Linked DNA regions of Homo sapiens: regions 1 and 3 are each linked to region 2. A link is a loop called in an ENCODE intact Hi-C map of the cell type or tissue named here. Cell type or tissue: IMR-90. All regions are shown on one strand.

What was found. Peaks named below come from ENCODE experiments on the same cell type or tissue, not always from the same donor. Only the 100,000 strongest peaks of a DNase experiment are listed, where the experiment ranks them.
Region 1: it touches region 2 in a loop (5-fold over the local background); 5 of 110 quality-filtered maps call a loop at or near these places.
Region 3: it touches region 2 in a loop (17-fold over the local background); 6 of 110 quality-filtered maps call a loop at or near these places.

The regions. Positions count from the first base shown.
Region 1 is chr11:114,602,143-114,610,142 of GRCh38, reverse strand. It overlaps a transcript of NXPE2 not described here and a transcript of NXPE4 not described here. Among named protein-coding and RNA genes, the nearest start is that of NXPE4, 10 kb to the right of the region's middle. RefSeq lists a silencer at 5,765-5,814 and an enhancer at 5,958-7,157. In IMR-90, a CTCF peak has its summit at 3,412 (motif pointing right); no DNase peak of the experiment used is centred here.
Region 2 is chr11:114,277,351-114,285,350 of GRCh38, reverse strand. It overlaps a transcript of NNMT not described here. Among named protein-coding and RNA genes, the nearest start is that of NNMT, 15 kb to the left of the region's middle. In IMR-90, a CTCF peak has its summit at 4,565 (motif pointing left); DNase peaks (open chromatin) are centred at 4,530 and 5,230; H3K27ac peaks cover 251 bases.
Region 3 is chr11:114,582,206-114,590,205 of GRCh38, reverse strand. NXPE4 (neurexophilin and PC-esterase domain family member 4) reads left to right here. Exons shown (of 6, transcript NM_001077639.2): 3 at 7,185-7,918. It also overlaps a transcript of NXPE2 not described here and the pseudogene LOC100132172. Among named protein-coding and RNA genes, the nearest start is that of NXPE4, 9.6 kb to the left of the region's middle. In IMR-90, a CTCF peak has its summit at 3,165; no DNase peak of the experiment used is centred here.

The sequences.
Region 1 (8,000 bases), 320 kb before region 2:
TACTTATTATCCACGGGGTAACGGGTTACCCACAAGACAACACTTATTATTCACCAGTTAACAGTGGTTACCCATGAGGCAAGACTTATTATCCACCGGGGAAAAGTGCCTACCCACGAGGCAACATGTATTATCTACCAGGTAACAGTGGTTACCTGTGAGGCAACAACTATTATCCACCGTGTAACAGTGGTTACCCACGAGGCAACACTTATTATCCACCGGTTAATGGTAGTTACCCAGGAGGCAACACTTATTATCCACTGGGTAAGAGTGGTTACCCGCGAGGCAATAGTTATTATCCATCGGGTTACCATGGTAATCCACCAGGCAATGCTTATTATCCATCAGGTAACTGTGGTTACCCGCGAGGCAATACTTATTGTCCACCGGGTAACAGTGGTTATCCATGAGGCAATACTTATTATCCACCGGGTAACAGTGGTTACCCATGAGGAAATACTTATTATCCACTGGGTAATAGTCGTTACCCACGAGGCCACACTTATTATCCATCGGGTAAGCATGCCTACCCACGAGGCAACACTTATTATCCACATGGTAACAGTGGTTACCCAGGAGGCAATACTCATTATCCATTGGGTAACAGTGGTTACCCACGAAGCAGTACTTATTATCCACCAGGTAACAATGGTTACCCTAGAGGCAACACTTATTATCCATTGGGTAACAGTGGTTACCAGAGAGGCAACACTTATTATCCACAGGGTAACAGTGGTTACCAGCGATGCAATACTTATTATCCACCGGGTAACGGTGGTTACCAATGAGACATTACTTATTATACACAGGGTAACCGTGGTTACCCACGAGGCAATACTTATTATCCACCGGGTAACAGTGGTTACCAATGAGGCAATACTTATTAACCACTGGGTAAGAGTGGTTACCCACGAAGCAAAACTCAGTATCTGGTGGGTAATGGTGGCTACCCATGAGGCAATATTTATCATCCACCAGGTAACAGTGGTTACCCACGAGGCAATACTTATTATCCACCGGGTAACAGTAGCTACCCATGAGGCAACACTTATTATCCACCGGATAACAGTGGTTACCCACGAGGCAATACTTAGTATCCACCAGGTAAGAGTGGTTACCCACAAGGCAACACTTATTATCCACCTGGCAACAGTGGTTACCCACGAGGCAACACTTATTTTCCACAGGGTAACAGTGGTTACCCACGAGGCAGTACTTATCCATTGGGTAACAGTGGTTACCCACGAGGCAATACTTGGTATCCACCGGGTAAGAGTGGTTACCCACAAGGCAACACTTATTATCCACCAGGTAACAGTGCTTACCCACGAGGCAACACTTATTTTCCACAGGGTAACCGTGGTTATCCATGAGGCAGTACTTATTATCCATTGGGTAACAGTGGTTACCCACGAGGCAGTACTTATTATCCACCTGGTTACAGTGGTTACCTGGGAGGCAATGCTTATTATCCACCGGGTAACAGTGGTTACCCTCGAGGCAACAAGTATTATCCACCAAGTAACAGTGGTTACCCTAGAGGCAACAATTATTATCCAGTGGGTATCAGTGGATACACACGATGCAACAATTATTATCCACCGGGTAACAGTGCTTACCCACGAGGCAACACTTATCATCTACCAGGTAACATTGATTACCCACAAGGCAATACTTACTATCCTCTGAGTAACAGTGCTTTCCTGCGAGGCAACACTTATTATCTACCAGGTAACAGTGGTTACCCATGAGGCAACACTTATTATCCACATGGTAAGAGTTGTTACCCACGTGGCAACACTTATTATCCAGCAAGTAACACTGGTTACCCATGATGCAACACTTATTAAATACTGGGTAACAGTGGTTACCCACAAGGCAAAACTTTTATACACAGGGCAACAGTTGTTACCCATGAGGCAACACGTATTATCCACCGGGTAACCATGGTTACCCACGAGGCAATACTTATTATCCACAGGGTAACTCTGGTTACCCATGAGGCAATACTTATTATCCATTGGGTAACAGTGGTTACCCACGAGGCAACACTTATTAGACACAGGGTAACAGTGGTTACCCCCGAGGAAACACTTATTATCCAGCAGGTAACAGTGGTTTCCCTGAGGCAACATTTATCCACCAGGTAGCAGCGGTGACTCACGAGGCAACACTTATTATCCACTGGGTAACAGTGGTTAGACATGAGGCAATACTTATTATCCATTGGGTAACTGTGGTTACCCACGAGGCAGTACTTACTATCCACCAGGTAACAGTGGTTACCTGCAAGGCAATACTTATTATCCAATGGGTAATAGTGGTTACTGAAGAGGCAACACTTATTCTCCACCGTGTAACAGTGGTTACCCTAGAGGCAACACTTATTATCCACCGGGCAACTGTGGTTACCCACGAGGCAACAATTATTATCCACCAAGTAACAGTGGTTACCCGCAACTCAACACTTATTATCCACTGTGTAAGAGTGGTTAACCGCGAGGCAACACTTATCCACCGGGTAACACTGGTTACTCACGAGGCATGACTTATTATCCACTGGGTAACTGTGGTTACCCACGAGGCAATACTTATTATCTACCGGGTAACAGTGGTTACCCACCAGGCAAAACTTAGTATCCAGCCGGTAATGGTGTTCACCCATGAGGCAATATTTATCATCCACCAGGTAACAGTGGTTTCCCACGAGGAAATACATATTATCCACCAGGTAACAGTGGTTACCCAAGAGGCAACACTTATTATCCACCGGATAACAGTGGTTACCCACGAGGCAATACTTAGTATCAACGGGCTAACAATGGTGACCCACGAGGCAATACTAACTATCCACCAGGCAACAGTGGTTACCCATGAGGCAACACGTATTATCCACCAGGTAACAGTGGTTACACACGAGGTAACATTTATTTTCCACAGGGTAAGAATTGTCACCCACGATGCAACACTGATTATCCAGTGGGTAATACTGGTTACCCAAGAGGCAACACTTATTATAAACCGGGTAACAGTGGTTACTCACGAGGCAATACTTATTATCCACAGGGTAACAGTGGTTACCCACGAGGCAATACTTATTATCCACTGGGTAACCGTGATTACTCTAGAGGCAATACTGATTATCCACTGGGAAACAGTGGTTACCCACAAGGCAACACTTATTATCCACAGGATAACAGTGGTTACCCATGAGACAATACTTATTATCCACCGGGTAACAGTGGTTACCCATGAGGCAATACTTATTATCCACTGCATAACAGTGATTACCCACGAGGCAACACTTATTATCGACTGGGTAACAGTGGTTACCCTACAAGCAATACCTATTATCGACTGGATAATAGTGGTTACCCCTGTGGTACTACTTATTATCCAGCAGGTAGCAGTGGTTACCCATGAGACAGTCCTTATTACCCTCCGGGTAACAGTGGTGACCCATGATGCAATACTTACTATCCACCGAGTAACACTGGTTTCCCACGAGGCAACACTTATTATCCACCAGGTAACAGTGGTTACCCACAAGGAAATACTTATAATAAACCAGGTAACAGTGGTTCCCCATGAGGCAACACTTATTATCCAAAGGGTAACAGTGGTTACCCTAGAGGCAACACTTATTATCCACCAAGGAACAGTGGTTACCCTAGAGGCAACACATTATCTCCCAGGTAAAACTGGTTACCCACGAGGCAATACTTATTATCCACCGGGTAACAGTGGTTACCCATGAGGCAACACTAAGTATCCACTGGGTAACAGTAGTTACCCACAAGGTAACACTTATTATCCACTGGGTAACACTGGTTCCCCATGAGGCAACATTTATTATCCACCAGGTAACTGTGCTTACCAAAGGCAACACTTGTTATCCAGCAGGTAACAGTGGTTACCCATGAGGCAATACGTATTATCCACCGGGTAACTGTGATTACCCACAAGGCAATACTTATTATCCACCAGGTAACAGTGGTTACCCTAGAGACAATACTTATTATCCACCAGATAACAGTGGCTACCCATGAGGTAATACTTATTATTCAGTGCATAACAGTGGTTACCCACGAGGCAGACCTTATTATCCTCCTGGTAACAGTGGTTACCCATGAGGCAATACTTAGTATCCACCTGGTAACAATGGTTACCCACGAGGCAACACTTATTATCCACCAGGTAACAGTGGTTTCCCATGAGGCAACACTTATTATAAACCGGGTAACATTGGTTATGCACGAGGCAACACTTATTATCCACCAGGTAACAGTGGTTACCCATGAGGCAATACTTGTTTTCCACTGCGTAACAGTGGTAACCCTAGAGGCAATACTTATTATCCACTGGTTAACAGTGATTACCCTAGGGGCAATACTTATTATCCACTGGGCAAAGTGGTTACCCATTAGGTAACATGTATTATCCACAGGGTAACAATGGTTACACATGAGGCAACATGTATTATCCACCAGCTAACTGTGGTTACCCACGAGGCAACACTTATTATCCACCGGGTAACAGTGGTTACCGACGAGGCAATACTTATTATCCACCGGGTAACAGTGGTTACCCATGAGGCAACACATTATCCACCGGGTAACTGTGGTTACCCACGGGGCAACACTTATTATCCACCGGGTAACTGTGGTTACCAAAGGCAACAGTTGTTATCCAGTGGGTAACAGTGGTTACGCACGAGGCAATACTTATTATCCACCAGGTAACAGTGGTTACCCATAGGCAATACTTATTATGCAGCAGGTAACAGTGGTCACCCACGAGGCAATACTTATTATCCACCAGGTAAGAGTGGTTACCCACAAGTCAATACTTATTATCCACCAGGTAACAGTGGTTTCCCACGAGGCTGTACTTATTATCCAGTGGGTAACAGCAGTTACCCACGAGGCAATACTTATTATCCACTGGGTAAGAGTGGTTTCTCACAAGGCAACACTTATTATCCCTGGGAAACAGTGCTTACCCACAAGGCAACACTTATCTTCCACAGGGTAACAGCTGTTACCCACGAGGCAATATTTATTATCCACTGGGTAACAGTGGTTACCCACGAGGCAGTACTTATTATCCACTGGGTTACAGTGGTTACCTGTGAGGCAATGCTTATTATCCACTGGGTAACAGTGGTTACCCTAGAGGCAACAATTATTATCCACCAGGTAACAGTGGGTACCCTAGAGGCAACACTAATTATCCACCGGGTAACAGTGGTTACCCGTGAGGCAACAATTATTATCCAGCAGGTAACAGTGGATACCCACAATGCAACAATTATTATCCACCAGGTAACAGTGGTTACCCGCGAGGCAACACTTATTATCCACTGGGTAACAGTGGTTACCAATGAGGCAATACTTATTATCCACCGAGTAACAGTGGTTACCCACAAGGCATTACTTATTCTCCACCAGGTAACTGTGGTTACCCACGAGGCAATATTTATTATCCACCGGGTAACAGCGGTTACCCACAAGGCAATACTTAGTATCCGGTGGGTAATGGTGGTTACCCATGAGGAAATATTTATCATCCACCAGGTAACAGTGGTTATCCACAAGGAAATACTTATTATTTACCAGGTAACAGTGGTTACCCAAGAGGCAACACTTATTATCCACCAGGTAACAGTGGTTACCCACAAGGCAATACTTAGTGTCCACCGGGTAACAATGGTTACCCACGAGGCAATACTTACTATCCATCATGTAACAGTGGTTACCCACGAGGCAACACTTATTGTCCACTGGGTAACAGTGGTTACCCACGAAGCAACACTTATTTTCCACAGGGTAAGAATTGTTACCCACGAGGCAACACTTATTATCTAGCAGGTAACACTGGTTACCCAAGAGTCAACACTTATTATAAACCGGGTAACAGTGGTTACCCACAAGGCAATACTTATTATCCACCAGGTAACAGTAGTTAACTGCGAGGCAATACTTATTTTCCAGCAGGTATCAGTAGTTACCTATGAGGCAATACTTATTATCCAGCAGATAACAGTAGTTACCTATGAGGCAATTCTTATTATCCACCAGGTAGCAGTAGTTACCTATGAGGCAATACTGTTATCCACCACGTAATGGTAGTTACCTAGGAGACGAGGCAATACTTATTATCCACCAGGTAATAGTAGTTACCTAGGAGAAGAGGCAATACTTATTATCCACCAGGTATTAGCAGTTACCCTTGGAGACGAGGCAATACTTATTAACCACCAGATAATATTAGTTACCTAGGAGAGGAGGCAATACTTATTATCCACCAGTTAATAGGAGTTACCTAGGAGACGAGGCAATACTTATTATCCTCCAGGTAACAGTAGTTACCTAGGAGACGAGGAAATACTTATCATCCACTGGGTAATAGGAGTTAACTAGGAGACGAGGCAATACTTATCATCCCCCAGGTAATAGGAGTTACCCAAGAGACGAGGCAATACTTGCCATCCACCAGGTAATAGGAGTTACCTAGGAGACAAGGCAATACTTATCATCCACCAGGTAATAGGAGTTACCTAGGAGACGAGGCAATACTTATCATCCACCAAGTTACAGGAGTTACCTGGGAGACGAGGCAATACTTATCATCCACCAGGTAATAGGAGTTACCTAGGAGACGAGGCAATACTTATCATCCACCAGGTAATGGAATTTACCTAGGAGACGAGGCAATACTTATCATCCACCAGGTAATAGGTGTTACCTAGGAGATGAGGAAATACTTATCATCCGTCAGGTAATAGGAGTTACCTAGGAGATGAGGCAATACTTATCACCCACCAGGTAATAGGTGTTACCTAGGAGACGAGGCAATACTTATCATCCACCAGGAAATAGGAGTTACCTAGGAGACGAGGCAATACTTATCATCCACCAGGTAATAGGAGTTACCTAGGAGACGAGGCAATACTTATCATCCACCAGGTAATAGTAGTTACCTAGGAGACAAGGCAATAATTATTATCCACTAGATAATAGTAGTTACCTATGAGACAAGACAATAATTATTATCCACTAGGTAATAATAGTTACCTATGAGACAATAATTATTATATACGGTTCCGTATTATATATGAGAGAATTATTATATATGATTCTGTAATTATATATGAGATAATTATATGATTCTGTAATTGTATATGAGATAATTATGATTCTGTAATTATATATTAGATTATTATATATGATTCTGTAATTATATATTAGATAATTATGTTTCTATAATTATATATGAGATAATTATATGTGATTCTGTAATTATATGAGATAATTATTATATATGATTCTGTAATTATATGAGATAATTATTATACATTATTCTGTAATTATATATGAGATACTTATATATGATTCTTTAATTATATATGAGATAATTATATGTGATTCTGTAATTATTATATATGAGATAATTATTACATATGATTCTGTAATTATTATATATGAGAAAATTATTATATATGAATCTATAATTTATATATGAGATAATTATTATATATGAATCTGTAATTTATATATGAGATAATTATTATAAATGATATAATCTATAATTTGTATATGAGATAATTATCATATGTGGTATAATCTATAATTTACATATGGGATAATATATGTTATATATAATCTATAATTTATATATTATTTATAATATATATTATATATTATAATTACATTTATTGATATGTTCAATAGTGTATAATATATAATATATAGCATAATATATATTGTATATAACATATTATATATAGTATATGTTATAGATAACATATATATAGTATAATATATATTATATATAGTATATGTTATAGATAACATATATATAGTATAATATATATTATATATAACATATATTGTATATAGTATAATATATAATCTATAACATATATTGTATATAGTATTATATATTATATATAATGTATATAGTATAATATATTATAAATAATGTATATTATATAT
Region 2 (8,000 bases):
ATGTACGCAGAGGGCTGCCTTCTGCCTGGTTCTCACAGTGTGCCCTCTCGTAGAGCTTTGGGTTGAAAATCCATAGCCACAAAGACACTGATTCAGCCAGAAACTCTAGTTATCTAATTATCTGGTTATCAATACTCCAGCGTCTCAAATATTTTCACTGGCTTCTAAATCCATTGTTCAGGTTACAGAAAGCTTTGAGAAGGATGCCAAGGAGGGAGGGAGAGGAAGGGTGTAAGGTGGCAAGCTTCTTGGCTAAAGGAAGAAGAAGCGTGATGGGAGAAAAGACATGTTGGGGCCAGGCACAGTCGCTCACACCTGTAATCCCAGCACTTTTGGAGGTTGAGGTGGGCGGATCAGGAGTTCAAGACCAGCCTCGCCAACATGATGAAACTGTCTCTACTGAAAATACAAAAATTAGCCCGTCATGGTGGTATGCACCTGTAATCCCAGCTACTTGGGAGGCTGAGGCAGGAGAATCACTTGAACCCAGAAGGTGGAGGTTGCAGTTAGCAGAGACTACACCACTGCACCCCAGCCTGGGTGACAGAGCAATACTCTGCTCAAAAAAAAAAAAAAAAAAAAAAAAGATGGCCGGGTGCAGTGGCTCACGCCTGTCATCTCAGCACTTTGGGAGGCCAAGGTGGGCATATCACAAGGTCAGGAGATCGAGACCATCCTGGCTAACACGGTGAAACCCCGTCTCTACTAAAAATACAAAAATCAGTCGGGTGTGGTGGCACATGCCTGTAGTCCCAGCTACTTGGGAGGCTGAGGCAGGAGAATTGCTTGAACCCAGGAGGCGGAGGTTGCAGTGAGCCAAGATAGCACCACTGCACTCCAGCCTGGACAAGACTCCATCTCAAGAAAAACAACAGCAACAAAAAACAAAAACAAACAAACAAAAAAAACCATGTTGGGGTGAAGGTGGTTGAGGACTACTTGGAAAGGAAAGCAATTCCTGAGCCTCAGCCAGGACCAGTTTCCATAGTCCAGCCACGAGGTGTCCAGGCCTGACCTACCCCTCCTATACAGTTTGTAAATTGCAGGCAGATGGCATCCAGGGTGATAGGGCCTTTGGCAGAGCCAGGTACCAGCAGTGTTGCTGTGGCAGGTGGCCAGCTTGCTGGAGATCCACATCTGCCTGGCACAGAGAGGCTGGAAATCAGGGTGGAGCCTCCCTAATATCCTGCTGGCAAAAGCTGAAAACCTGAGTGGCTTCTGTGCTATCTGCACTATTTTGCTTTGTTTCCTTTCCTCCTCGGCTTGTTGCTCCTTTGTCACATGCTTACTTACAAAACTTACTGGGACCTGATTTAGGGCTATCTGCTCTGTTCCATTGATTTTTCTTTGCTTCCTACTAATTACTGTAACGGTACGATACCTATTTAGGACATCTGTCCTATCACTACTAATGCTATACAAATATCAAGATTATGAAGTTCACTCTTCTCCCTCTGTTTATTACCTATGTAAAAAGCAAATCGTTTTATGTTCAGGGTAAAAGATGTTAGGACTAAGATTGGATCTTGTAATTCTCTTCTTCCTTTATTGTTTTGTTTAGTTTAGTTTTTGAAAAAGCATGAGGTCAGGTGGTTAAAAGAAAATGCTTATTAAATTGAAAAAAAAGCAACAAAGGCAGAATATAAGCTTTTTTAAAAATTGAGGATAGACGTAATAACCTCATGGAAATAAGATTCTGTAAAGAAAACTAAGCCTCGGAAGTAAAACAGCTGTGATTGTCAGTCTTCAATCTCTTGTCAAAAAGCTTTCGGAATGAACTGAGAATCTGTACAGTGGAAGGAAATTCACTCATATGATTATATTTTCTTCCTCCCCTTTTATTTTCCACTCTCATTTCCCTTTCATAGACAACCATCCCAAGGTGTTTGATGTCTATTCTTTATGTGCATTTTGGTAAAATGTGTGCTGCTGCTGTGTATGCATATATTTGTATTTGCATCATTTTCACTATGCATTAAAGCCCTATCACATTACGTGTGTATGTGACCCACTGCTTCATGCCACTGCATCGTTCTTCATGATTTGCACCCCTCATTTATTTATCCACACCCCCAGGAGCAGATACCCAGATTGTTTCCAACTCCCCAACACAATGATTCCAGAGACATCCATGTCTCCTTCATATAGAGACCTGTGTGAGAATTCCTATGGGGGGCATTCCCAGTAGTAGAACTGGTGAATCCTAAGGTATCCACATATTTAATTTGAGTAAGAACCACCAGATTGCCCCCAGCAAGGCTATACCAGTCTACACCCCCATCAGCAGTGCATGAGGTTCCCTGTATCGGCACACCCACTCCCATCCCTACCATCAATTTTTAGAATGATCTGCTATACTAATTTTTGCTAGTCTAATGAGAATAAGTGAAGTTGTACACTTTCTCTGATGAGTTTGAGCACTTCTAAACATGCATATCAGTATCAGTGAGATAAGCTAAGTGATGTAACAGACCTCAAACCTCAGTGGCTTAACAAAATAAATGTTTGTTTTCACATCACAGACCATGATGGCAGGCAAGGGAAGGGTACTCCCCCAGTGGTCCTTTCGGCACTCAGACTTCTTCCATTGTGTGGCTCTAAGGCCCCAGAGCCTTCCATTGGATTCTCTTCATCTAGCCCTCAGAGGAGGGGAGAGAGCTCTCGGAGGAGATTGGAATGCGAGGGTTTTGAGGACACAGCCTAAGTAGTGCCATACATTAATCTGTTAATATTCTTTGGGTCAGAATTCCATCACATGGCCTGAGGCAAGGGGGCTGTGAAATACAGCCTGGATGTGTGCTGAAAAAAGGACATGCAAATTGGGGAGGAGTTAGACAATCTCTGTCACAAAATGCTTGCTAGCTTTTGGAGTTTCCTCTTCTATACATTTCCTGGTCATATTCTTGCTCCTTTTTGTCTTTAGACTTTTTCCTATTGTTGATTTGCAGTAGTTCCTTGTATATTCTAGAAAATATCTGTCCCCTGTTGGTTTTATTCACTGTAAATATTTCTTCCAGTCTGTCCACCTGATCACTTTGGCAGGAATCTAATTATCAAGCAGGAATCTAATTTTTTTATTGTTTTTGTATTTGTTTACAATTTTGGGGTATTTGTTTGTTCGTTTGTTGAGACAGGGTCTCACTCTGTGGCCCAGGCTGGAGTGCAGTGGTGCAATCACAACTCATTGCAGCCTTGACCTCCTGGGCTCAAGCGATCCTCCCATCTCAGGCTCCTGAGTAGCTGGGACTTCAGGTGCATGCCACCATGCCTGGCGTTTTTAATTTCTAGTAGAGTGGAGATCTCACTACATTGCCCAGGCTGGGGTTTATGATCTTAACCTCTGGATTCCTCTTGAGTGTACTTCATTTCAGGCACAGAAGTCTTTAGTCACTTTACCTTCCTTTGTCAATTTCCTCATCAGTCTCTAGTTCGCACAGGAGTCACTTGTTCAGGCACAGTGAAGAAGACATTCCCCCAGAGAAAAAGGCCTGCCAGAAAGCTAATTTCCCTGCCTCTAATTCTCTTTTTTGGCATCCAATTTCCCCTAATCCTGTAGTCCCTAGCCTAGAAAAACTCAGTTCTCCAAAGCCCCTGTGGAAATGTGCAAACCTGTTCAAGAAGCCCTTTCAACTGGCTGAAGAGGGAGACAAGAGCCAGCTCATGGAGTGTGTATCTATTAAAATGGTTGCAACAGTAAACAGTGCCAAACTGGAACTTTCTCAAACACACTGGAACTTCTAATCCCTCTCATGTTGTGTCTTGACTTTGATTTCTTGCTCACACTGTCTGACCCTTTGCCTGAAAAGCCCTCCCTCCCTTTGCTTGTCTAAATTCTTTTATCTTTAATAGTCAGCTTGGGCATGAATTCCAGGAAGACTTCATTGACCTCCCTCCACCATACCCCCAGGGCTAGGTTAATGGACCTCCTCTATACTCCCCAGTGCTCTGAACATCTCTCTCTCACTAAACTTGCCACATTATGCTCCAATGGCCACTTGTCCACTAGAAGGTAAGCTTTTTGGAAGAGCCTGAATCCCATTCATCTTTGTATTCCTCCCACTTGCATGGGCCCTAACGCACGGATTGGCCTTAATAGCCATTGAACGGATCTAGTGAGCTAATTGTGCCCCATCTGCTGCAATTGGTCCTACTGCCCCAGCTTCGTGGGTTTTAAGGAGGTTTTTACTACAGCAGAGAGAGGCTGGAAGAATTCTCCTCCAGAGGCCAGCTAGTGTGCCCCTCCCTCGGTCTGTCATCCAGGCAGCATATGGGCTAGCCTACGTCCCTAGTGGGACCCTGGGCCAGCAGGTCTGGGTTGGCTTTCCTGGGCCTCAGCTTCTGTGGTGGAGGTGAGGCAACATGTAGAATACATGGCCGGGTGGAGGTCAGGGCACTCTGCGCTGGCTGCGGCCTTCCTCTTCCTGGTTCCCTCATTCAGTGGTCAGGATCTGGGAGAACAGGAGTGCAGGCTGCCGGCAAATGAGCAGGCCGGGGACAAGCAAAGGAGGGAAGAGCCCTCCCACCCCACTGGCCCTGCAGCCCCCAAGCTCAAGACTTGGCTGCCCTCTTGTGCCCAGAGAGTGAAAGACAAGGGAAATAATCCAAAAACAGGTCTTGGTCAGGTGCCTGCAGCCATCCTGCTGTCCTTGTTCCTCCTTTTCCCAAAGGGCACATCGCAGAGACACACATTCAGCAGGATGACCTGCCTTGTCCCCAAGAATGGACCACCCACCCCAGTCACTGCCTGTACCTTCCCCTGAAGGTCTGAGTACCTAAGACCCTTCTCTGGAAGGGAAAAAGGAAGGGCTTGAAAATGAATAAGGGGATTCTCTGGGGCAGGGCGGGCAGACAGGGTGTGCAACAGGCAGGATCAGCTCCTGTCTGCCTGTAGATTCTGCTTTCAGAGGTGTTCTCTGCTCCACCTTTGGAGAGCTCTGGTCCAGTGAAAGGGTGACTACTGGGCTTAGCACCCTTGCCCTAGGGGCTCCCGGCTCACACACCACCATCTGGCTGTGTGAGCCCAGCCCAGGTCTGTCTATCCCAGGCACTTGTACTCAGCCCTCCCTCCAGCCCTCTGCCCCAGGTACTCTCCACAGTGCCATTCTTTCTACTTTTAGGGCTTCTCCCATTCTGAAAATCATGTCCTCATCTTTATTTGTTTATTTTCTCATTGTCTGCCTTCCCTTCCCTTCCCAACTAGAATGAGAGCAGGGCCCTCCCTGTCTGACTCATTCTCCATGGCCTCAGAATGCAGAATGGGGCTTGGCACATAGCAGACTCTCAGTACATGTTTCCTGATCGAGGTTTCCCAAACACGCTCAGCATCCTTCCGTGACCCCACCTTTGTCACGTGGCTTCTTCCACCTGAAACACCTTCGACGCCCTAGTCCACCACCACCTTCATCTCACCACCTGCCTGGCAACCTGCTAGTTCCTGTTAGTTCAAAGTCAGTGTGGACATGTTACCTCTTTGTAAAGACTCCATTATCTCCCCCAAATTAGGCATTTCTTTCTGTGCGCTCTCACCTCCTATAAACTGCTGCCACTACTGTCTGCAAGCCCAGCGAGGGCAAAAATTGTTATCCTCACATTCTTAGTACCTGGCAAATGATATATGAATACTTATTGGTGAAGTCTGATTGCAGGGGCTCCTAGAGCCACGCCTGAGCTACCTTCCTAGCACTGTCTCCTTCTGCTCTGGCATAGGGAGCCCACCCTTGAGCCAAATGAGCCAAATGAAACATCACATCATTCACCCAGCATCTTCCTAAACTCCCCTTGGATGGGGTTAACACTCAGCCTCTAGTCCCATCTGCTGCAAGCTTCTTCTGGTATCCAACTCCTGATCTGACCCCAGCACCATGCTTTTAGCAGTGTTGTTTCCTCTAGCAGGAATGCCTTTCCAACCATCACCCTCCTTTAAGATTCATCTTCGCTGCAGCTTCCTCCATGAAGTCTTCTCCAGTTCCCCAGCAGGAACTAATCCCTCCCTCTTCTGTGCTTCCCATCATCCCCTTGTATTAGAATTAGCAAATTCTGCCTTGTAGTAGAGTCCCATGCCTACTCAGTGGGGACTTAATAAAAGCACGCTGTGTGTTTTTTAATAAATTCAGTGAATTGTAAGCTCTTCACTGTCACTAGCCACGCCTTGTACATGTCAGTATCACCCTCTCTCCCGTGAGGCCAATAGCAATACCTACTCACACTGGGCCCACGTGTATATGGTGACTTGAGGATCAAAGGAGCCAATAGTCTCCCAATGTGAATGTTCACATAACTAACACCAGGTCCTTAGAAGAACCTATCGCAGGACACACACCCTCGTCCTGGGTGGCCCAGGCTGGTCCATCCTACTTTATGCAGCAAGGGGAGCACCAGGCAACCCAGTCTTGCGTAGGGCACCTGCCCTGGAAACCCTGCACATGTGCCTGGCTGCCTTGTTCTTTGCCTTATGCCTTCCCATCCCATAGCAGCTTTCTGGCTGCACACTCCTGTGTACACTTGGAGCTCCCCTTGGAAGGAGTTAACACTCAGCCTCTGGTCCCATCTGCTGCAAGCTTCTCCTGGTATCCAACTTCTGATCTGACCCCAGCACCTGGGATACAACCTCATTCATCACCCATGTGGTGACACCACTGACAGATCTAGCCACTCTCCACTACCTGAATCACCACACATACATGTGCACACACTCACATATGCACACATAATACACACACACACACACACACACACACATGAGTATTAGGTCCACCTCCCACCCCTACCAACAGTCACCTCTGGTACTCTCTGCCTGCTTGGAGCACTGGCCTGTTCTATCACACCAGGTGCCCAGAACATTAGTAGTGCCTTCTAGGGACAGTGCCACAACCTTTGTACCTAAGTACAAAGAGAACATTCTTGATGTAGCTGATATAATTTGGATATTTGTCTCCTCCAAATCTCATGTTGAAATGTAATCCTTAATGTGGGAGGTGGGACCTGGTAGTAGGTGTTTGAGTCGTGGGAGCAAATCCCTCATGAATGGCTTAGTGCCATCCTCACAGTAACGAGTGAGCTCTTTCACAAGAGAGCAGATCGTTTAAAGAAGCCTGGCATCTCCTCCTCTCTCTCTTGCTCCCTCTCTCGCCGTGTGAAATGCCTGCTCCTCCCTTGCCTTCCGCCATGATTGTAAGCTTCCTGAGGCCTCAACAGAAACTGAGCAGATGTTAACGCCATGCTTGTACAGCCTGCAGAACCATGAGCCAAATAAAGCTCTTTTCTTTATAAATTTACCCAGTCTCAGGTATTCCTTTACGGCATTGCAAAATGGACTAACATAGCAGCCAACATATTTCTTCTTTTAGTAATGGGTAAAGGGTAAGGTAAAAACTACCGATGTCAGAACTAACGGAGAGAAAAAGAGGCAGAGTAGGTGCATGAGGCAGAATGTGGTCAAGGGCTTACGTGTTGCAACTATGTTTAGCATGAGGACCAACCCTGGGCAAAGGTTCTGATGCTGAGCTTAGCACTGAGCTTTACAGAGTACTCCACAAATATTTGTTGAATGAATCGATCACTTACCTGCCCACCACCCATGCCTATCAACAGTTACCTCTGGTCCTCTCTGCTGGCTTGGAGCACTGTCCTGTTCTACCACAGCCTTAGTAGTGCCCTCTAGGGATAGTGCCACAATTACATCTAAGGTTCTTTCACTTTTCTTGAAGTTCACCTAACATAGTATGTTATTTCTTCTCCAGGTCTCAGCATGTGGGAATTCCTGCTCTTCACCCCTCAACCCCATTCCTTCACGTGGCTTACCCTCAAATATCCTTTACATCTCACCAATGTGCTGCTACTTCCTTCAAAAAGTCTTTCCCCAAGTACCTCCTCCCTGCCTCAGACTGGGTTAGATGGTTTGTGTTGGATCAAGAAAGAAGACAGCTTATCCAGCTCTCTTTAGAACCACTCATTTCATGCATATATATAAAGTCAGCCAAAACTCTTACATACCACATCAC
Region 3 (8,000 bases), 300 kb before region 2:
GGGCACAGAGCAGTATATCATCCACATATTGCAAGACCCTGACCTGAGGATGGGAAAACTCAGAGAGGTCCTTTGACAATGCCTGTCCAAACAAATGAGGGATTATCTCAAAATCCCTGAGGCAGCACCATCCATTTTAACTGGGCAGTTTGGCCAGAAGCATTCTTCAAAGGCAAACAGGTATTGAGAGTCAGGATGTAACAGTATGCAGAAAAAGGCATCCTTTAAATCTAAGACTGTAAACCATTTAGTTCCCTCAGGCATTTGGATTAGCAAGGTATAGGGATTAGGTACTACCAGATGGATTGAGACTATGGCCTCATTAATGAATCTCCATTCTGCATTGGGTTTTTGTGCTCCTAATATTGGGGTGTTGTAGGGACTGTTACAGGGTTTAAGGAGGCCCTGCATCTTCAGGTTATTAATAATGGCTTCTAGCCCTTTCTTACCCTCTGGCTTTAGGGGATATTGTCTCCGATTAGGAAAAAAGTGGGATCATTAGGATAGATCCAGACTGGCATAGTGGTTACAACTCAACCTATTCTTCCTTGAGTTGCCCAGACTTCTGGATTGATATTAGCTTCCACTAGAGGAGAAAAAGAGTTTTTCCTGGGGCTATAAGTATGCTGGCCCACATGCAAGCTAGAACGTCTCTACCTAATAAAGAAGTGGGACTTTCAGGCATGATTTAAAAGGCACATGTAAATAATATGTCCCCCCAACTGCACCTAAGGGGTTGAGAAAAACATATCAGAGTGTTTATGAGACACCCCACACCCCTCATGCTATGGGAAAAGGGGAGGCCTCGATTATAGAGGAGAAAAGAGGCTGGCTCTGGTGTCCAGAAGGAGGTCCACCTTCCTTCCTTCAGTTTCCAGAATTACCTGGGCCTCCTGTGCTGTAATGGGAATTTGAGCCACTGGAGCCAGGGCTTGAGCACCAGGACCCATCAGTCCTGCTGGACCATCTTTGAGACTGGTTCTGAACCTGTTGACCTTCATCTCTGGGGGCAGTCTGATCACCAGTGGTCCCCACCACAGGCTAGAGAGGGTCGAGGTGGCTTCTTCTTGCTTCCTGGATATCCTTTTTAAAGTCCTCTGACTTCCCACATCAATAGCAACTCGCAGATGCACCTCAGGGATCCCAGACTTTGCAAGCCTGCAAAGCAGCTACCAGAGCCTCAGTCCTTCTCTTGTGTTTCCTCTCTTTTTCCTGGGTCTCCTCCTGGTCCCTACTATAAAAGACTAAGGTGGCCACCCTCAGGAGGTTCTCCAAAATGCTATCTGGCCCTATAGCCTACTTCTGTAGTTTCCTTCTAATATTGGGAGCTGCCTGTGTAATAAACTTGTCATTTAGGATGAGCTGTCCCTCTACTGAATCAGGGGACAAGAAGGTGTGTTTTATTAGTGCTTCTTTCAGCCTTTCCATAAAGGCTGTGGGATTCTTACCTGGATTTTGGTCTACCATGGACAGTTTAGAGTAGTTAAGAGGTTTGGCCTTAGTTCTTCATAGGCCCCCCAATATGCACATTAAAAAGTGTTTCCTTTTCTATTCATCTGTGATGTCACTGGGGTTCCAAACAAGGTTGTCAAGAGGTAGTGCCTCTCTTCGTATTGGGAATGATGGCTCCCCTATTTCTTCATTTTCTCTATATTCTTTTTTCCCTTTTGGCCTACTATAGGAGACATATTGCTCATCTTTGAATTTCTCCCCTGCCTGCAGAGCTGCCTGTTTTTCAGCTGCAGTTAGGGTTTGGCTTAGGAGCAGCATAACATCCCTCCATGAGAGGTTAGACACCTGAGTTAAATTTTGGAAAGCTTTTATATACTTATCAGGGTCATCAGAAAATTGGCCTAAGTCTCCCTTTATTTGTCTAAGATCCTGCAATAAGAAGGGAACCCTAGTGACATCACCTCCATTGAGCATTTCCTGTAAGGATAAGAGTGAAGCTAGGGGAGTGGGGAGTTTTGGAGATGGTGGAGCTAAAGGACCTGATGGCACAGCTGGAGGGGGCCCCAGAGAGGGAGGACAAGAAGGGCCTGGACACTCAATAGCTGCCTCAGATAGTTCCCTGGAGGTTGCTTCTCTAGTTTTGGGGAATCATTCCCTTTGGGCCCTCCTGATATGACTGCTGAAAGAGCTGAGCTGATTGTGCAATGCTTGCAAAGTTCTGGGTTGTCTCACAGGGCAAAGAAAGCCTGTACCTAAGAGACCTCTGACCATTTGCTGTCCCATCTACAGAAAATATCTAATTGTTGGATAGTATTAAAATTAAGGCTCCCCTCTGCAGGCCAGGATGGTTCAAGATGGTAAGAAGGCCACACCCTTATGCAAAAGAAAATGAGCCACTTTTTCTTCAGTCTCAGGGTCAAAGGAATCCCAGTGCTTCAGAAAGCACTCCAGAGGAGTGCAGACCAAAGATGGTCTGTTATTCATCTAGAAAGAGAAGCAAGAAAAAAGGTGTCCCTTTAGTCACCTTCGTTTCCTTTGGAAAGGCCTAGGGTGGAGGGGAAGACAGTGGGGGCATCCCCCCAACTGTTTTCCCTCCTTGGCGCCCTGAGCCCTGGCATCTTTTAAGGTGCCATCCATTGATGCAAGCATAACCCATAGCAATGAAACCAGAGGAACCAATGGATTGGGATTAGTCATGCTCACCCATGTGACTCTAGTCCTTTGCTGGTGATTTCCCTTTGACTTTCTAGACTTGTGTGATCTGCATGACTCTCCAATAGATGGATCTTGAGAGAGACTTCGTTACAGTTACATTTGGGTAATGCCCTTTAATAGAGAATGCAGGTTTGAGCTGTACAATTTGCTATTATGTCCTGTACTAAAGTATTTATTCTTAGGCAGTGGCTCTGGTTAACTTCCGGAATTAAATTCCTCTTACTATTTAAGTACCATTTTAATTGGAGGCAGAATAGGTGCCTTAAAAGAACGTAGGAACCAAATGGTTGTTTTCCTGCTGATGGGACCATGTTCAGACTAAAATTTGGTTTTGGAGGACCTTTTTCCCCTCATTGTTGAAGACAGAGTTTTCTTGTTCAAAGAAGGAGCATAAAGCCTGGTCTCTTGTAGAGGGGCAAAAAAAGCGAGAATTAGGAAGTTAAGAGTGTTTCCGCAAAGGGCCAACAATATGCCTCATGGAATAGGGTTCCCGTTCCACTAGGTGATGCTGTTGACCTTGAAATACCATGTGCTCTCCAGACCAAGGGTAAAGAGAGAGATGTTCACAGGGGGTGTGGGGAGGGAAGGAGGACCTCTGTGCCTAGAAAATCACAAAAACGGCAATCCCATGAGCTATATTCCCAGGCATTATGGCATTTCCTTATCTTGCCTAAGAGGATTACTTCACCGAACTGTAAAAATTTTTAAAGCATTGCATACAGAGAGTGGATAGGAGACATGGAAGTTGCGGATAGGAAAGGAGAAAATTTGCAATAGAAAAAGCTTGCAGATCCTGTTGCCATCACCCATCAGGCTGTTGGAGGCTGGAATTAGTCCAGAAACCTTCAGGTAACACCAGGGTGTCTCCCTGGCAAGGAACCTTCAGTGCCTCTCAACCTCTTCCAGCCCCACATGACAGCAAGGCTCTCTGTAAAAGGAAACCAATTAGAAACAAAGCCAACATTCCCAGCACCCTGAGGACATGGGGGGATTAGCTAAGTTCTCCCTGGCAAGCCTGTCCCCTGAGTCTTGTAAGGCTGGTAGCCACGCTAACTTTTTAAATGGCTGATTGGGGGCCCAGTATTTGGTTTGATTTTTAAATGGAGAGCAGAAGGCCTTGAAATAAAAAGAAGGAGTTGGGGTCCACTTCTATACTCCCCCTTCTATGAATCTTCCTCGGATCCCAGGTGGGCTCCCATAATGAAATGGCATTTTTCATCTGGGATAATACCCGAGGTTCATTGTCTCTCTCCAAGGAAATCAAGGACATGGACATACAAGGAGTGAGTTTAAGAGCAGAGGTTTAACAGGCAAAAGAAAGAGAAAAGCTCTCTTCTGTAGAGACAGGGGATTTAAGTGGGTCTTTTGGTCCACAGTGAAGTGCAGGAGATTTTATAGATGAGCTTGAGGAGGTAGTGTCTGATTTACACAGGGCAAAAAAGATTGGTCACCCCAGGTGTAACATTTGCATAGCACACAAAGAACTGGTTAGGACTCGGTGTGCCATTTGCATAGCATATGAAGAAGCTGGCTGTCCCACTCTAATCTTTCATTATGCAGATGGGTTCTCTACCTGGCCAGCTCCATGTTGCCTGCTTTTTTACTGTACACATGGTGACAAAGAAAAGGGAAGATGGAGCCTCCATGTTGAACATGCCTGGCCCTCAGGTAGCCCTTTTCTATTGACACAGCCGCCAGCATTCACCCATGCAAGTTTTCAGCTGGCTTATCTATGTTTGCAGCTTGATTTTTCAGGCTGCTCTTTGTTAGAAAAGAAATGATTTGGGGGCTCCTTTTTGTTAAAAAGGGAAGCCTTGCCAAGGACTCCTTTACCCTCACTGTCTACCTAAATAATTTCTTTCTAGTTCCTGTTTCATTTCCTTTATATATTTAGGTGTTCTAAATGTTGAATGTATATACATATATATACACACACACACACACGTACATATATTTGTCATTTTCTCTTGATGAATTGATCTCTTTATTATTACATAATGACCTTCTTTTTCTCTTTTTACAGTTTTTGACTTAAATCCAATTTATCTGATATAAGCATAGTGACTCCTGCTCTCTTTTGGTTTCCATTTGCATGGAATATCTTTTTCCATTACTTCACTTTCAGTCTATGTGTGTCCTTAAAGCTGAAGTGAATCTCTTGCAGAAGGATAGAGTTAGGTCTTGTTTTTTTAAAATCTACTCAACCATTCTGTCTTTGGGGTAGGGAGTAATGAAATATACCATTTTATTACAGAGTCTCACAAAAATAAAAATAGTATCTCAAAACTCCCCCAATTCTGCAGGTGGAGGATGGCAGGAGACTAGACTACCATCCTCCACCTGCAGAACTGGGGGAAGACAGATGGCAGGCAGTGTGAGTTTTTTGGCTCACTTGAGGCCAGTGAGAAGGTATGAGAATGGAACCAATCTAAAAATGGCTGATGTTACTTAGGAGCTGAAAAGAACAGGGCAACCTTGAAGACCCAGACACCCCTTTTAGAAGGTGCAATAAAGGCACCTTTCCAAAGCTACTAAGCAGGCACTTGGCATTTCAGGATTTTGTCTTCTGTTTGCACAAAAGTATTCCCTTCACCCAGACCTGGCGCCTTTTATGCTTCAGAGTTAAGACCTGCAGAGGGATAGGTGGCAAGGCATTTCCTAGAAGAGATCACCCAGCACAGCTGCCCTGGGCTCAGGGTCTTAATTTCTGTCTAGTCCCTGGAACTATTTATATTTAATAAATTTTATATGAATACCTGGAGAAATAGAAGACATAAAATCTGAGGGTTTGGGAGAGAAAGATTGGGGACTAGGCAGGAAGCCAGAGCAGGGGAGGTTCCCTCAGGCCAGCTTGACCTGCTCCTTGACCTCTTTGGCTCCTGGCTTCTCCTCCTTCATTTTTCTCCTCTTCTGTGACATTTCTTCATCTCTGAGTCTCTCTTTTTCATCCTGTTTTAATCCTCTTGGCTTTTTTGAAGATGGGAGAGATCTTGCAGCCACGCTCTCCCTCCTCATCAGAGTCGAAGAACTCTTCCTCACAGGTAATTCATCTGTCAGAGAAACGGATGGAGATGAGCTTGTCAGGGTCTTCTTCATTCTCATCGCCACCCTCTTGAGGGACAGCATCCTCAGAATCACCTGCATTTGGACTGCAGGTGGATGGGCCTGCATTACTAGGTTCTCAAACAGCCACTGTTTAATCTTCTCCAGGTACTCATTAGTGTTCTGGTTAGTCATATTGGAAGGACTGATGTAGGGCTTGAAATATGGTCCAAAGTATTCAAAGTAATCATTGTATGAAGGCTCATTAGGGATCTCCATATCCAGAGCCACAGCTCTTTCTTATTTCCAGGGCACTGAGCAACATTATAAATGGTGTAACCACCTTCTGCCATCAATAACATAGGCAGGTTGACACTCTTGACAGATTCCACACACTTGGCATGCCCTTTGATGATCAGATTAAAGCAATCTAAGTGACCCCTAGACAAGGCATCTGAGCCATGCTGTAAGATCACCACACTAGACAGGAACATCTCTATTACTTTGGACATGACCAGTTTGAAAATGGCCTCATAGGACTCATCATCAATCCCATCTAGGAGCAGATAGTTAATAGCATAATATCTGCCTTTGCCAGCCCCAATAACCCATAAGTCCCCATCTCCTGGGAAGTACTCTCCATATTTATGAAAGGACACAGTCCTGGCCTAGCCTGTAATATAGAAGGCCTCTTCCATGCCATCATCATGGTGAATATCAACGTCAACATACAACACCCTCTGGTGATACTTTAGCAGTTCCAAGGTGGCCCAGATTGTATCATTAACATAACAGAAGCCAGATGCCTTGAACTTCTTTGCATGGTGCAGGCCTCCAGCCCAATTCACAGCAGTGTCCATCTGCTGCTCATTAAGTTTCACAGCACTTGCCACAGAGCCACCAGTAGACAACTGACAGAAGTCAAACAGGCCATCAAATGCTGGACAGTCCTCACTAACGTTGAATCTCTGCATCCGCTTGCTGTGCTCAGACACGTAATCTGGATAGATGGAGCACAAGAATTTAATGTAGTCATCACTGTGGTACTTGGTCATCTCCTCAGCATTGGCTTTGTGAGGGTGATGGGTTTCCATTTTTCAGTAGAAACCATAGTTGAGCAGCAAATTATGAGTCACGCAGATTCAGTGAGGATTCCTTGGGTGGGCTTGTCCATAATAGTAATTTCCAACACCCCTATCGTAGTAGTAACAGACTTTCCTCCTGGTGCCCTGCCTTTGCGCCATCTTGCTCACTTCCTGTCCCTCTGTCTCTCCTGTCAGTCAATCTCCATTCTATGCCTTTTTATTGGAGAATTTAAATAATATTGATAATAGTATGTAAATCAATATTCAAAATCACAATAAGTAAAAATGACTAGGAACATGTTAATTTCATAGCATGTTACACTTCCTGTCATTTCAGTTCAGATATGCTCTAAATTTATCCATCTCATGTCACATTTGCTGTCATTTCAGGTTTGGTCTGCTCTAAACTTATCCATCTCCCTCCATTACTGGAACAACTCCACAAAGTCCTTATTCCCTAAAACACCACTGATATCATTAAAGCCACTAACAGAGACTGAACTCAGAATAAAGGAAATCATAGAGAAACTAGATCAGCAGATCCCACCCAGACCTTTCACCCACGTGAACACCACCACCAGCGCCACACATAGCACAGCCACCATCCTCAACCCTCGAGATACGTACTGCAGGGGAGACCAGCTGCACATCCTGCTGGAGGTGAGGGACCACTTGGGACGCAGGAAGCAATATGGCGGGGATTTCCTGAGGGCCAGGATGTCTTCCCCAGCGCTGATGGCAGGTGCTTCAGGAAAGGTGACTGACTTCAACAACGGCACCTACCTGGTCAGCTTCACTCTGTTCTGGGAGGGCCAGGTCTCTCTGTCTCTGCTGCTCATCCACCCCAGTGAAGGGGTGTCAGCTCTCTGGAGTGCAAGGAACCAAGGCTATGACAGGGTGATCTTCACTGGCCAGTTTGTCAATGGCACTTCCCAAGTCCACTCTGAATGTGGCCTGATCCTAAACACAAATGCTGAATTGTGCCAGTACCTGGACAACAGAGACCAAGAAGGCTTCTACTGTGTGAGGCCTCAACACATGCCCTGTGCTGCACTCACTCACATGTATTCTAAGAACAAGAAAGTTTCTTATCTTAGCAAACAAGAAAAGAGCCTCTTTGAAAGGTAAAAATAATTACTTCTTGAGACTACCTGTGCAAATATTGTGATTTGGCCTATATACTGATCCAAAGAAAAGTCTTGTGAG